2 separate regions of the Mus musculus genome follow, and region 1 is linked to region 2. The links are chromatin loops, found by intact Hi-C in ENCODE. Cell type or tissue: heart. All regions are shown on one strand. Region 1 overlaps Coq8a (coenzyme Q8A). Region 2 overlaps Gm31986 (a long non-coding RNA gene).

Evidence for each region. A loop is a pair of places that touch in the nucleus more often than their neighbours do. Peaks named below come from ENCODE experiments on the same cell type or tissue, not always from the same donor. Only the 100,000 strongest peaks of a DNase experiment are listed, where the experiment ranks them.
Region 1: it touches region 2 in a loop (4-fold over the local background); 4 of 42 quality-filtered maps call a loop at or near these places.

The regions. Positions count from the first base shown.
Region 1 is chr1:180,173,074-180,178,073 of GRCm38, forward strand. It overlaps Coq8a (coenzyme Q8A), which reads right to left. Exons shown (of 15, transcript NM_023341.3): 5 at 1,178-1,252. Among named protein-coding and RNA genes, the nearest start is that of Coq8a, 20 kb to the right of the region's middle. In heart, a CTCF peak has its summit at 2,249 (motif pointing right); a DNase peak (open chromatin) is centred at 2,798.
Region 2 is chr1:180,545,049-180,550,048 of GRCm38, forward strand. All of the region lies in intron 3 of Gm31986 (a long non-coding RNA gene), which reads right to left. Among named protein-coding and RNA genes, the nearest start is that of Parp1, 21 kb to the right of the region's middle. In heart, no CTCF peak of the experiment used is centred here; a DNase peak (open chromatin) is centred at 3,003; H3K4me3 peaks cover 761 bases; H3K27ac peaks cover 1,198 bases; H3K27me3 peaks cover 4,356 bases.

The DNA.
Region 1 (5,000 bases), 370 kb before region 2:
ACTGGCAAGGCTAAAGGAACCGAAGCCTTAGTCTCTAGAGTCCCTGAAAAAGGACACCAGCTATGCCCTTGAAGGTAGGCTGACCTCTCTCCTCTTAGACGAGGTAGGATGGAAAGTGGTTGGCAGGAGGTGCTGGATCTTGGGAAAGCTAGCTTCTCAACCAGAAAAAACCACGGGTTTCACATCCCAAAGTACTTAAGCACCAGCACTAAAAATACCCACGCTAAATCCCCTGTTCTCTGGTCCCTTCCAAGAACACACAAGGTGTCCATCCTAGGACTGGAGCCTGAGAACCCCGTGAGTGAAGTGCTGTCTGGAGAGCTGGTACACCCCCTCAGGCCCCTCAGACCATGAGTACCAAGAGGTCCTGTGAATGGGTGTGAGAGCTGTGAGGAACCTTCAGGAGAGTATGGGACCAGAACCTCAGATGCACTTGGAAAATCCACCGATTAGGAACCCCTAATGGCTCTGCTGGGTAAACTCCCAGCCATCTACCCTCAGAGAGGGGCTCACACGGCTCCTTCCCCAGCCAGAATCCGAGCATCAGGAAACCCCTCGGGTTTGGTGGGGACTGAATGCAGAACATTCTCTAGATTGTACAGCCACAAGTGGTCACTGAACTTGTGTTCCAGGCAAGGCTGATGGGCCAGATCCTGGGCGGCAGAGAACAGAGGTGGTCTGGTCTTTGTCTCTGGAATGGCCCCAGCCTCTCTGAGCCATGTTCAATGAAGGAATGATACAATACGTCTGTCCCCATACCTATATCCCTACCCACGGGGACAAAGGAGCTTTGCATTTGACCTCGGCAGATCACAATTCATAGGTCCTCGGGAGCAGGGCAGGAGAGGAGAGCAGGAACGAATGGTGGGCAAGCAAGCAAGTATGGAGGTGCACATGCTGGTGGTAACAAGAGTGTGGGCATGCTAAGGGAGCCAGAGGGGCTGGGGGGAGGGGGTCAGCTGGGGCTGAAGGCGGGAGCCATCGCCAATTCTCCAATCCTCCAACTCTCTAAGCAAGTCAGTCTACCAATCACTCAACCGCAGGAACTACATCCACAGGAACTACATTTCGGAGGACTCCTGCCTGAGGAAGCTCTGGGAGGGCATGGGGTGGTCCGGACAATGACAATGATGACCTCACATAATCATCCACCCTTTGTACACAGGGCCCTGCTCACCTGTGGAGTTCTCAGAACGCAGACTCTTCTTGGCAACTTCAGCCAACGCCCCAATTCCCAGACCTACAGCCAGACCTGGAAGGGTAAGAAAGCAGGTGCTTGAGTGGCTGGGACCACCCAGGTAGGTACCAGGCCTGGTGACCAGCAGGCAGGTACCACTGCAATGTACTAACATTCGCTGGGTACTCCCAATAGGGAGTAGGAAAGAACACACACTGGTGGTTGTAGGACAGTCAGCTCTGAGCAAGTGCTGCCTGTGAGTTTGCGCAGCTCTCATCCATCACCTGTGACAACCCACACTCGCGAAAACACAGGCAGACTCCATATTGGAAGGAACCAGCACAAATAGGAAGACAGAGCAAGCCTGGTCTGTGGACCACTTCCTGGAAATACAACTATAGAAGACAGCCACTCACTCAAGTCTGCAAGAGCATCCAGTAGTCTTGAATCACTGTATCGATATGCAACAGGTAGCAGTAAAACCTGGGACGTTCAACAACAGCAAAAACACGGGGTGTCCCAGCTGAAGTCCCTGGGGCCAGAACAGAACCCCCCCCCCCACTCCCATGCTGGCAGCACTGATAGTGACCGAGAACAATAGCCCTTGGGTCTTCCCTCCCAGGAGGTATGGCTGAGGCCAGGCAGAGAGCCTGGGAGTCTGGCTCAGGGCCCACACCTTCCTGGAAGCTCCCTTCCCAAAGGCTGTACAGGACGGCATACCACTCAGAGACGGGGCAAGGGCTATGAAACTCTTCTCCAGTCTTTCTACAATAATCAATGCATTACAGAAAAACGCTGGATTTGCTGAAAATGTATAGAAAGAAATTTAGGCTGTGTGTGGCCACACATGCTGTCATCCCAGCATTTTGGAGGCTGAGGCACGAGGTCTAACATAGTTCAAGGCCACCCAAGGATGCAAAGCAAATTCCAGAATATCCAGGAGTATATATGGTAACCTTGTCTCAAAAAACAAAAACAAAAACAAAAACCAAAAACACAACACTCAAGTAACTTTTTAAATGCTTTTTAATTAAAAGGTAATTCTTTTACACATTTAATACTATATTTATTTGCCACTAGGTGGCAGTGCATGCTCTACTTTGCCCACCTTACCAGCCGTTCCTATCACAGAGGTCACTAAGAGAACCAAAGGTGTCAAGTGCCCACACTCTCAGGTCCAAGACATGGCAGCAAAACAGCTTGTTTATTCAAAACAATCAGGCCCATGGTGACAAAGGAAGTCTCGTGTCAACTACATGCATGACTTTTAAGATTTCTGGAGGCCATTAAAAAACAGGCGAGAAGAAACATGGAGAGTGAATTCTAATGCATTTAGCCCAGCATAGTTAAAATAAAAATCAATGTAAAAATTGAAAGCACTTTCCATCTCGGGTGTGTGCACTGTCTTCAAATCCTGTGGGAAGGCACATGCATTGGACACATGGGGCAGAACAAGCCAAACTGGAAGAAGCCACAGCGACAACCAAGACATGCTGGTGGTGCCCTGGGATAGGGTGCTACTGTGGATGTCTGGTGGGGCAGGCACCAGCCCTTTAACACTCCGCCTACCCAGGCCAGTCTGGATGGCACTGGGCACTGGGAGCCAGAGTCCTAATTAAACATTAACTTCCCGCCAACTGTCTTCCTCGCCCTACCTAACACAATATCTAACTTAGCAAAAGAAAGGAGGACAGGCAGCATTCAGTCACCAAGGTCCCTGTGGAGTCCTTCCAGCTTAGAGACACGCCCACAGAAAAGGCAGACGACATCCAGCCGCACACACAGCAGTCAGAGCCCCCTACACCTACCCCCGGCCGCACAGCGCTGGGTCAAACTGTCCCTGCCTGCTTCTGGGCTCCCAGGCAAAGCACAAACTCTACCACGGGGGTGGGGAGACAGTTATTAAACAAATGCCTGAAGGAACATTCTAGAAAGGAGGCCTCTGGCTCCATCAGTAGCTGCACCAGACCTAGGAGCTGCCAAGAGAGGGGCAGGCTCCTGCAGCAGGCAGACCAGGAGGGAAGAACAAGCTCACCCTACCAGTGATCATGATCTCCCCGGTTCTATGAACCCAGAATAAACTGGCTCCCCTTCATGGGCCTGGTATAATGAGATTCTTGGAATCCCCTGCCCAGCTCAGCTTCACCTAGAACCAGGTAAACCTGGGATAACTAACTCTGGGAAGGGGAATTCCAGGCTGGGATTTTTCTGCCATCTTCAGATACCTTGCTTCTGCACCCAAGGACCTCACACAGCACTGCCTCTTCTACTGTGTGTGTTCTGTGTCTAGAAGGCTTGATCTCCACATGTCACTGAGAGGAGAGAACCACTGTTGGCAGCCTGACCTTCCTCCTGGCCTGTGACGGCACACTGCCCATACACAGAAAGTTCCTAATACTTCTCATTAAAAGTGGTTTTGCCACCAAGGAAGGGAAGTGACAGGGCACAGAACTCTCCCGCAGGCAAAGCAGAGGTCCAGCGGGCCTGTGTCCAGGCTGGGAGCCTATTCTGGGTAACTCAGGAGCCTCACCTAGCCTCCCCATTCAGGTCCCTCTGGAAGTCACCAAAGAAACAGTCACTCCACTCCCTACCAGTCACCACAGGTGGAAAGCAAAGATTTTAACCACAGGAGCCTTCATGAGCAGGCTGGGTAGCATTGAGAGTGGAACAGCAGGCTACCACTCCTGCTGGTGCTGCTCTGCATGGTGAAATCCCAGGGCTTGTTTACAACACGTGGCTGGAAAGGGCCTCTGCATAAGCAACCAGACAAGAGTACTGAGGAACCAGGCACTGTAGACCAGGCCCCACCTGTACTCAGGAGGGACCCAGGGTCTTGTGTGTGTGCTAGGCCAGATCTCCACTCCCTGAACCACATCCTCAGCCCTAAAGTCCACTGTAATTAATACACATGGCTCACTCACTCTGCTAAGAAAGTCCACATAGAGCAGACAGACAGACATGGCTAATGTCCTCTGCGTGGGTACTAACAGTGTACTTCTAGATAATACTGGCATCCAATAGCAGCCTCATCCCCCAGGCACTGCAGCCCAGGAGGAAGAGGGAGAGAAACAAAAAGAAAGAGACAAAGCTCCCTGAGGTGTCTTCTCCCCGGGGAAGACCTAACAGGTCCTCTGCTGTCTATGTAGGAAGGTAGGTGCCTACTCATAGGACAGGCAGCTCAGATGTCCCTGCACAAGACAGAGGTCTGTGCTCAGCTCCTCCTCTGAAACTGCACAGAACAGCAGCCATTCTCAGCAGGTTCCTCTCACACTCGATGAAGAATCTGCTACCACATACACAAGCACCATGACAGATGCTTCACTGCAGGCCCAGAAACTGTCAGGACCCACAGCCTGAACCTTCTGAAACTGCCTGTTGCTTCTGCCACAGGTTTTGGCAATGGTAGAGAGCAGAGAAAGTAACTGATAGAGATGGACAAACAAGAGGATATACTTTCCAGGAAAGGGAAGACAGAAGGTCCTGGGCCTCCCTAACCAACTCAACACCAGGACCATCACTGTCATAACCTACCAGAACTGTTATTTAGCTAACCACTGGTCCAAGGCCAGTATGTGAAACAAGCCAGCAAAGCTATTCTTTTGTAGTTTACATTGCCTGAACCTGGAGAACCTACAGAGCACAGATAAACCTTCATAAACTGCACCTCCAGAAACCCACATCACAGCACCCTGCAGCAAATGGCCAAGCACTCGCAACAGGACCTCGCAGACGAGCAGTGTGCACATGCACTATGTAAATGTCCTTCCAGAAGAGCACAGGTATGGTAGGGTCAAAGGCTACTTGCATAAAAGCAAGGACAAAT
Region 2 (5,000 bases):
AGCTGATTTTCTTCGTGGCAGCTCCCAGGTAGTTTCCAGGTACTTACTCTAAGGCTCTAGGCTCATAGGTTTGAATACTTAGTCTCTAGTTTTGGTGGCTGTTTGGAGAAGACTAAGAAGTGTGGCCTTGCTGGAGGAAGTATGTCACTGGGGGCTGGCTTTGAGGCTTCCAAAGCCTCTAGCCATTCTTGGTGTTGTTAGCTCTCTCCAGCTCCTGCTTGTGAGACCTGAGCTCTCAGCTGTTCCTGCCACCATGCCATCGCTCTACCTTTATGGACTCTAACCCGTCAAAACCATAGGCCCAAGTAAATGCTTTCTTTTGGTCATGGTATTTTCTCACTGAAACAGGAAAGTAACTAAGACATCGAGTACATGCATTGAACCCCCAGCAGGTGCACTTGGCTCACCAGATAAGATGTTGAATCTTTGTGCTCCGGTCCCAGTCCTCTGCTCAGAGCTGGGGGTGCTCATGGGGTACCACTTAGCGCTGTATAAAAGTAAAGTTGAGCTGGGTGGTGGTGCACGCTCCTTTAATCCCAGCACTTAGGAGGCAAAAGCAGAATGATCTCTGTGAGTTCGAGCTTAGCCTGGTCTATAGATCGAGTACCAGGACAGTCTGGGCTATGCAAAGAAACTCTGTCTTAAAAAAAAAAAAAAGAAAGAAAGAAAGAAAGAAAGAGAGAGAGAAAGAAAGAGAGAGAGAGAGAGAAAAAGAGAAAGAGAGAAAGAAGAAAAAGAAAAGAAAAGAAAAGAAAAAGGGAAAAACAAAAAAAACAAAGAAAAAGGAAAAATAGAAAAAGAAATGAAAATTTGATTGGTGAGCCCTGAGGAGCCCTTGACTATAGATGGGAGGTCCAGGGGTAGGAGGTAGGGGGTGGAGGGCAAGAGTCTAGCTCTTCAGGGAAGGAACACTGGGCAGTCAGGCCCCAAAGAGCTACAGCCAGGAAGGTAACATTTCTGACAGTCAAACCCAGAGCTCACCAATATGGCGAGTCTTGCTGAAACCCCCTAGCATGGCTGCAGCCATTTTGTCCCATAACTGCCAGCTATTTCATACTGTTGCCAGTCACTGATGCAGAAGAATAACTTGACTCAGAGCAGGGTCATGTGACCCCATACCCTGTTATGTTATGTATATTATGAAGTTTGTTAATATTAAGAAATTCCACAACTATAAGCTTCATGTAGGGCCCATCAAATTAAAGGTCAACATGAACTGTTATGCCTAAAATACTTGAGTCAGGCAGCACTCGTTCCAGCACCTGGGTATGAGCTCATTGTGGTTTTGTGGTTTTAACCTTTATAAACTGACATAGAAAAAATGTTTAGAGTCATAGCCTCAGCCCCCGAGATCTGAGCTACAGCCCTAATAGATCAATCTTAGGGTGTGCATTCAATACACCATCTGCTGGTGTTGTATGGACTCCACCCCGACAGATACCTGGCAACAGCCAGGTATGCCCCACCCCACTGTTACTTGGCAACAGCCAGGTAGGCCTGGCCTATAAAAGGGGCTGCTTGTCCCCTCCTCTCTTACTCCTGCTTCTCTCCCTTGCCTCTTGTCCCCTTGCTCCCCCTCTCTCCACATTCCCTTCCCCCCTCTCTCCACATGGCCGCCTCCCCCTGCCTTTCTCCACCTCTGCTACCCTCTTAACTCCCCTCCCCATGCCCTGAATAAACTCTATTCTATACTATACCAGTGTGGGTCTGGTCTCTCAGGGGGAAGAAATGCCTTGGTATGGGCCCACTGAGGCACCCCATCCCCCCACACCTCGCCAGAACATATCGTAATAGCCCTTTCTCTTTTTATGATCACAACACTGTCCCTGTCTGAATGAGATCGGTGTTCATGTGGTTTGTGGGGTGACTCTTAGACCATTCTCACTAGCCAATTTGCTTGAGAGAATCTCATCCTAAGTTTCTGAGGTTGGAGTTACAGGCAGCTGTCCCACCCACTCAACATTTGCATGCGGTCTGGGAGTCTGAACTCCAAGCTTCACATTCACACAGCACTTTGGTTGCTGAGCCATCTCCCCAGGACCCAACACTCCACTGCTATCTGGCTAATATCACACATACCCAGTTGGCACAAACAGTGGGCATACTGGACCTTCCTTGCTAGGTGTCTTCTGTCCTACCCCTCCTCAGAGGTGGTCCTCATCAGATTGGACTGTATTGTTATCTGCCTCATCCCTTCAACCAACTCCCTGACAATAGCTACATAAAAAGGAGAGTCTTCAGGGCGTGGCGGCAAACGCCTTTAATCCCAGAATTTAAGAGGGAGAAGCAGGTAGCTCTCTGGATTTGAGGTCTGGCTGGCCTATATAGTGAGTTCCAGATCAGCCAGGGCTATATGGTGAGACCTCCTCTGAAGTGAGAGGGGTTACTTTCACTGAATTCTAAGGGATGAAGTCCATCTTGGCAGGGAAGGTTTAGTCCCAGGTGCCGAAGCAGCTGGTTACTTTGTGTCCACAGTCAGGAAGCAGAGAAGGGCCTGCTTTCTCCCTTCATTTCAGCCTGGCTGTTAATTAACCTGATCTAGAAACTCCCTCATACGGGTGCCCAGAGATTTGTCTCCGGGGTGATTCTAGATCCTATCGATTGACAATCCATAGTAACCATCACTAGGACCCTTTGTCAGATGCCCCCTACTGTGCGCCCTTTATTCCTCCTCTTCCTCCTCAGTCTGCCTCAGCGACTTTTTTTCATAAATATCATCTTGTGATCCAGCCACTTCTTCCCTTCTCCGGATCCCTCCCTGGCCCCTCTCTAGGGGCTGAGTGTCTTTCTACCCCTGTTCCCTGTCTTGGCTGAATGATTGAGTGTTTTAATTTGTTTCCCAGGCGCAGTCTCTATGGCTCTGCTCTCTGTAATTCACACGGCAGCAGTCTGCTGGGACGTGTATAAAGTCAGTACTGAGAGGGCTCAGAGACGTGAGACACCAAAGAGCGGAGGGACAGGGAGAAGCGCAGGAGCCCCGCCCGAAAGAAAGGCTGGTGCGGGCCGGCTTGGAGCAGATCAAAGCAAGCAGAATGCTGGCTGCAGCGGGAGGTGGGGGGGGGGGGGGGGGCAGGAAGTTCTGTTACAGACAGGGCTGCAACTATCATCAGAGAAGCTGGAGAAATGAGGCTGCCTCTGACCCCTGCATTCTGGCCAATTACATAAAGCCCGGTACTTCTAAACAGCTCCCCTGATGGTTCTAGAGCTCACTCAGGACTACAAACAACAGGTTCAGCGGCAGACCTACAGGGAGAGGGAGAGAAAGGACTGTGAGGTGACCACATCTCCCTTCAAGCCCACACAAATATCCGGACACTGTGGTGGAAGCCCTGGGTAAGGGGGCTTGGTCCTAAAGAAGAGTCTTCGTGCAAAACTAGAATTCTGGGGTGGGTGTGGGCTGCTGCTTAGATGTCCCACAGAGGACCCAGAGTGAGGGACACCTCCACAGGCTGGTGTCTTTACCACTTGCTTTCCCAGTGTCACCTCCATGATCCTAGCTCTTCAAGTCCTCCCTGATCACAAAGACCCTGCAAGAATAGCAGCTCCTAGTCATTTCACAGGCAAAAGCAGAGTGCCTACTGTGTTCTCTCAGAAGAGGAGATGGAGACCTACAGGGTGCCAAGCTCTCACTGCGCACAGAGGGTGAGCCTGGAGTCGGTCTCTTTATATGGCGCATAGGAAACTAAAAGCCTGCTACTGCTGTTAATCAGCCCTGGGTCTACCAAAGAGCTCGGAGGTAATCCGCAGGAAGGTGGCCTCTGAGCTGAGGCTTCCTGGAGCTCTCGGAGTCTTTCACCGCCCTTCATCTCTCTGAGTGTCCCTTGAGCATACCTCAGCCTCTCTCTACAGGGAACTAGGCACCACTGCAAATTGCAATGAGGTTCTCAGCTGGAAGAGTATCTTATACCCCAGGCAAGCCAGAGCCTAGGGCAATGACCTGTAAACAGATTCCCTCACGGAGTGGTTGTTGAACTGGATAAAATACAATGGTGCTTTTGTGCTTTTTGTTGGGGGAAGAAACAGAAGGAACAAAAAGTCTTGCCCAGGGCCCTCCACCTGCCATTGTGGCCTGGGTTCCACAAACTCGGGAGCTCCCTGTTAGCATTTTGTCTAAGCTCCGCCCCACAGTTACCTGGCAACAGCCAGGTGTGCCTGACTCAAGGTAAAAGGGGCTGCATGTCCCCCATCTTGATCTTGCCTTCCTGCTCCCACTTTCTCCCCCTTCCCCCTGCCGCCAGTGCTCATGGCCAGCCTCTACTCCTCTACTTCTCTCTCTCTCCCTCCCCCTTTCTCTGCCTCTACCACCCTCTTAACTCCCCTCCCTATACCCTCAATAAACTCTATTCTATACTACACTGTGGTCGTGTGGCTGGTCCCTCAGGGAGAAGGGATACCTTAGCATGGCACCCCCTCCCCCACACCTGACTACACATCCACAAAACATTCCTCCTCTCTGTCTTTTTATAAACACATCACTCCTAGACACTGATAGACAGAACACAGAGAGCTGAGATGCCACACCTCTGGCCACTAGGAGCTCTGGTGCAAGTGACCGGGTGTTGAGAAGACTGAGGACTGCTGTGGTGCACAGCCATGAGCCCAGGAATTTGTGTGAGGTGAGCAAAACAGCTGCCAACCTTGCGAGGACAGCTAGGGGCCGGAATGGCTTGGATATCCTGGCAGACAGACAGGGGTCTGTGCATGGGGACCAGCACCATGGATGTACACACACAGATGTACATCCCTGAGGGATGATGGATGCAGAGTGAATGAAGGAGGCTGGAGAGGAGGCACACTTCAATCCTGCAGCCATATGTCACGATTTCACTGTGTTGGGAACATAGATGAATACATTTGTGTCTTCCCACAGTGTCATAATAAACTCACCAGCTATGGAAGTGTTGTTGGCAGCAATTTGCCAAGTAGCTCTCTCTCCTTGCTATGCAGCCAAGGGAAGGACAGGTTCTTTTGTTCCCATCGTAACTAATATAAACCCTCAG